2 separate regions of the Homo sapiens genome follow, and region 1 is linked to region 2. The links are chromatin contacts, found by Hi-C or POLR2A ChIA-PET in ENCODE. All regions are on one chromosome and are shown on one strand. The core of a region is the stretch at or near the end of the contact, and the rest is flanking DNA. Distances in the headings are between cores, read along the strand shown.

Region 1 (2,700 bases), core at 123-2,622, 38 kb after region 2:
ATCTTTAAGATTTCAGCTCTAAGACCTTATAGGGGAGACAAAAGAAAGCTTGGAGTTTGACAATCCTAGAGATAAATCTCAGTTTTACCATTTACTAGGTAGGTAAGCCTCTGAGAGCCTCCATTTCCTTATTTATAAAGTAGGATTAATGATACTCCCATATGGGCCATTGTGATGATTAAGTGGGAATAGTGGGCTGGACACGGTGTCTCACGCCTGTAATCCCAGCACTTTGGGAGGCCGAGGCAGACGGATTACTTGAGGTCAGGAGTTCAAGACCAGCCTGGCCAATGTGGTGAAACCCCATCCCTACTGAAAACACAAAAATTAGCCAGGCATGGTGGCACATGCGTGTAATCCCAGCTACTCAGGATGCTGAGGCAGGAAAATCCCTTGAACCCAGGAGGTGGAGGTTTCAGTGAGCCGAGATTGTGCCATTTTACTCCAGCCTGGACAACAAGAGCGAAACTCAGTCTCAAAAAAAAAAAAAAAACAGTGGAATAACGTATCAGGTGCTTGAAAGATAATAGGTGCTATGATATTAATAAGTATACCACTTGTTCTTGATTCTTGATTTCTAGGGCAAAAAAAACATGGGAAGTACAAGTGAAGGGAAGGAAAGAGAACTGTACAAGGGAAGTACAGTTCATTTTAGGTTTCTTTTGCCCTGGAAATTCATGGTCGAGTTATTAAACACACCCAGATTCTCTGGGGTGATTTATGAGCATAGACATAATGAAAATAAACTCAGACCAACAAAGTCTAAAAGCCTCCATACTAGGAGCTATAAGATGAGGCATTGGTTTCCACTTACAAATGTTGAGAGTTAGTGAAACTAGTAGTGGTAACTAACATATACTGAGCAGGGTACTTAAATGTGTTAGTAACTTTTGATTTGATTCTCACCACAACTCTGTGAGGTGGGTACTGTTTTACTCTTAATTTTAAAGCTGAAGAAATAGTAGTTTGGTGAGAATCAGCCATTCGCACAAAATTTCCAAGGTGGTTTAAGTAGTGGGCCAGGATCCAAACTGAGGTCTCTCTGGCCCCTGGGCCTGTGCTTTCTCCATCCTGAGATATGGCTTTCCAAAATCTGCAGGCCTCTCCATCCTGAGATATGGCCTTCAGATTTTTGAATCCTCTGCACGTAACCTGAAATCCTAGGCTCTTGCTTAGTGACTGATTTAGGCGCTTAAGGCCCTAATATTTTACCATCAACTTTGGTTGTAGGATCTCGTTGGGACAGAGTTCCTGAAACCATCTGATTTTCAGGCTGTTGGTGTAAATTTCCCTGGAGAGTTACCTAGTGGTGAGCCAGTCCCTCCAGCATATGTCTGGGTAGCTTTCAGTAAGGCCTCTGACATTTGGCATTTTTCCTGGCAGGCAGCCAAGGGACTGAGTATTTCTCTGTTTTCTTTTACTTTCATCCTTAACCGTTTTCTTCTCAAACAAAAAGGAACTCAAGGATTTTACCAGCGCATTTTAAAAAGTTGTTTGTGAGGGAAAGTTTGTAGCTGGAGGGGAAAGGAGGGAAAAAGATGATTGAGAGAAAGGTGAAAACAGGCTCTTGAAATTGTTCACAGAATTTAGAATGCTCTTGAGCTAGGAAGGTTCTGTCTAATTTAAAACGTTACTTAGATTCCTCAAAAGAGAGGTGTTCTCTAAGTATAAATATATGATCAGACACTCTCAGGAGCTGTGGAGAATCCCTAAAGTTATTGTTTATTTGTGTTGTCCCCAACATTTCCTTTTAGCAAACATTTACAATGGCCTTGTCTTTCCTAATGTTAAATTCCCAAACTTGTGGAAAAGTAGTAGAAGTGGTTTAAATTTGGATACTTTCTCTTCTTGCTTCTACTCATTTGGAAAAGGTGCTGGCAGCTATTCATAAACCACTGATATGATCATTTGGATCTGGTCCCCCTTTCCAAGGGGAAAAACTTTTTCCTTCTTATTTTTTGAGCACTTAACTGCATGCCCTGCCCTGTTTTAAGTGTTGTACATGTGTTAACTCATTGAATCCTCAGTCCTAAGAGATCCCGAATAACTATATTCCCATTTAATGGTTAAGAAAACTGAGGCTTATAGAGGCTAACAAATGTGCCCTAGGTCCCATGGCTATGAAGTAAGGTGATGGTTTGATGGGAGAGCATTTATTCTATAGCAACACATAGAAACAGGTTCATACAGCCCCCAGATCAAAGCCAGGCTCTGCCACCTCCGAGAATGATCAGCCAACTCACATTTTGAACCATTGCCAAGAATATCCATGACATTACTCCTATGAGAAATGAAGTGCATTCCAATTCCTAATACATCTTCTTTCCTCCTCTCATAAATGGTCTCACAACTTCTACTTCTGTCAAAGTAGGAAAGGATTCTATTTATTCATTTCTTCGTTTGACAAGCACTTACAGACACACAGGCAATAGGGCGTAATGTTAGGAGAGCAGGTACTGGAACCAGACTGCTTCCTTTGAATGGTGGTTTTGCCAATTACTTGCTCAAGTTCATACAGCTTGTTGTTTAACCTTTCTGTGCCTCAGATCCCATGGTAACATGGATTAATGATGACACTAACCTCACATAGGTATTATTATTTTAAATGAGTTAATCCATACGAAACACTTAAAACACTGCCTAGCACATAGTAAATCCTCAATAAGCATGAGGTATCATCAAACAGATATTTAGGAAATA
Region 2 (2,700 bases), core at 77-2,576:
TTGGTGTATTAATATAAATATGACCTTACTACAATAGTTAAAAGCATGGATTTTGGAGCCAGACTACCTGGGTTTGAGTCACAGTGTGGCCCTGAGCCACTTACTGAACCTCTTTGAGCCTTTTTTTTTTTTTTTTTTTTTTTTTGTAAGAGATGGAATCCTGCTATGTTGCCCAGGCTGGCCTCAAACTCCTAGACTCAAGATCCTCCCACCTCAGCTTCCCAAGTAGGTGGGATTACAGGCACATGCCAGCAAACCCAACTGGGTCTTATATTTCCTCATCTGTAAACTGGAGATAATAATATATTTGTTTCAGAAGGTTGTGTTAGTATTCCAGGAATTGGTAGTATATAAAAAGTACTTAGAACAATGCCTGGCACATAATAAGAGCTACATAATTGTTGAAAAATATTTTGTACTCTCGAGTTACTAATGCCTGCCACAAGCTTCTTACATGGCCTTCCTGGGATGGAACTCACCTCCTCAACTATGGAGACTGTTGCATGTTAGAAAATTCTAGCTATTAAAATTTCTTGCTGGCCAAGCTCGGTGGCTCACGCCAGCACTTTGAGAAGCTGAGGTGGGAGGATCCCTTGAGCCCAGGAGTTCAAGAACAGCCTTGGCAACATGGCAAAACCATCTCTACAAAAAATTAGCCAGGTGTGGTGGTGAGTGCCTGTAGTCCCAACTACTCAGGAGGCTGAGGTGAGAGGATGTCTTGAGCCCAGGAGGCGAAGGTTGCAGTAAGCTGAGATCGAGCCACCTCACTCTAGCCTGGGTGACAGAATGAGACCGTCTTAAAAAAAAAAAATTCTGATGTTAAGGCAGCTTTCTTCCTTGCAACTTCTCCATAGTGGTTCCAGTTTTTCTCTGAGACATTCCAAAATAAACCTTTCCATGTTAACAGCTCATTGAGACAACTCTCAGGAGCTTCCGGCGTTTTTTTTTTTTTTTTTTTCTCCAAGCTAAGCAGCCCCAGATCCTTCACTATTTCCCCAGAGAGCAGGCTCCAAACCCCTCTCCATCCTGGGTGCACCTCTGAATGCACTTCAGATGATCAATATTGAGGAGGGATGTGGGCCCCAGGAGAGTGGCCTCAGGGCTGTCTCTAAAAGATCTCCGTCCCCCAGCCCCTCAAATGCACACATGCTCCTCGGAGGGAAAACGACAGATTAACCCAACTGCTTCAAATTAATTTTGTTTGGAAGAGCAAGGGGAAGAAGATTTCCAAACAGGGCCAAGGACTTTGTCAAAGCTGTTCCTCTAAGATAGAGATGGACAACCGGCTGGCCTGGACAGAGGCCAGCTGGGAGGTGTAACCCCAGCCAGGGACCTGAGCTCAGCACTGGCTCCTCCTCTTGGGAGGTAAGAAGGAAAAGCTGGTTTTCTCAGTAGAGATAAGTACATGGTGTGTGGTCAAGGAAAAAAATAAAACTTCTCCTTATATCTGGCCCAGGCTATAACTCACGGCTCCAGTGGGGACATAGGCCTCCCTCACTCCACTCTCACTGTTGGAGTCCCGGTGGCAGTGGACTGCCCCTCCCCTCCACGGTGTGAGGCTACCAGATGGAAGCACGTGGTTTCCAGGTTTTACTTGCTCAGGACTTTCTGAATCATTTTCTTTTATGGGTCTGAGTGGTGGAGGAACAGGGGGTAAGAGGCAGTGTGGAAAACATCATTTTTTTATCTCAATTAGACTTTGTTTTCTGCAGGATGACAGTTGAAACTCTCTTCAGTTGCTTACTGTTTGGCCATATTTAATGAGGATTACACCCAAGGACTGCTTTGGAAATAGGTCTCCTCATTTGTTTCATTAAAAAACATTTATAAAAGTAAGACCTGCTCAACAAAGGAAAAAAACATCAACCCTAGTTCACCACCCAAAAGCAACCTTCATTAACACTTTGGTGGGGTTCTTGTCGGAGTTTATGTCAGAGCTTTTCATCTCTTTTCTAAATAAGTATAATCGTAGTTGTACAATACATAATTCCAAATCATGCATACACTTTATGAACATTTCTCCCATTAGTATATACTTTACACAAACATACTTACAACTTTTATTAAGATATAATTCCCATATCATATAATTCATGCATTTAAAGTATATAATGTAATGGTTTTTAGTAGAAACACAGAATTGTGTGACCATCACCACGATCAATTTTAGAACATTTTTGTAACCCTGCAAAGAAACCTCACACCCATTAGCAGCCACGCTCCACTCCCATCCTGCCCTACCCCCAGTCCCAGGCAACCACTAATCTATCTTCCATCTCAAAGATCTGCCTACTCTAGACATTTCATATCCATGGAATTACAGTCTTCCCACATAACGATGTCTTAGTCAACAACAAACCACATATATGACAGTGATCCCATAAGATTCTAAGGGAACTGAAAAATTCCAGAGCTGGATGGAGCTGAAAAATTCATCTAGTGCCATTGTAGCAGTCATAATGTCATATTGCAACACATTACTCAGGTGTTTGTGGTGATATTGGTGTAAACAAACCTATTGTGCTGCCAGTTCTATAAAAGTATAGCACATACAATTTGTACAGTATGTAATACCTAATAGTAAGTGACTATGTTAATGGTTTATGTATTTACTATACCTTTTTTTTTTTTTGAGACAGAGTCTCACTCTGTCACCCAGGCTGCAGTGCAATGGCTCAGTCTCAGCTTACTGCAACCTCT

The links. A loop is a pair of places that touch in the nucleus more often than their neighbours do. ChIA-PET counts read pairs that join two places held with the same protein, here RNA polymerase II (POLR2A). Pooled maps may share reads with other maps.
Region 1: a loop to region 2 is called in a map of heart right ventricle, with 2.2 times the contacts of the local background. The contact joins two enhancer-like sites. A Hi-C loop is called at or near these places in 14 of 168 maps with a recorded cell type or tissue (Caco-2, HepG2, K562 and 10 more), 7 of 37 single-sample maps with no recorded cell type and 21 of 50 pooled maps. POLR2A ChIA-PET finds 5 or more read pairs at or near these places in 17 of 52 experiments (Caco-2, GM10248, GM12878 and 12 more).

What each region holds. Positions count from the first base shown.
Region 1 is chr1:67,440,088-67,442,787 of GRCh38, reverse strand. No RefSeq gene overlaps it. Among named protein-coding and RNA genes, the nearest start is that of SERBP1, 11 kb to the right of the region's middle. Within about 2 kb of position 1,372, at least 5 of the 41 ENCODE cell types and tissues checked have a DNase peak (open chromatin) inside an H3K27ac peak, as active enhancers do; they include ascending aorta, where a contact is called at or near this core.
Region 2 is chr1:67,478,122-67,480,821 of GRCh38, reverse strand. No RefSeq gene overlaps it. Among named protein-coding and RNA genes, the nearest start is that of LINC01702, 43 kb to the left of the region's middle. RefSeq lists a silencer at 1,229-1,368. Within about 2 kb of position 1,326, at least 6 of the 41 ENCODE cell types and tissues checked have a DNase peak (open chromatin) inside an H3K27ac peak, as active enhancers do; they include ascending aorta, where a contact is called at or near this core.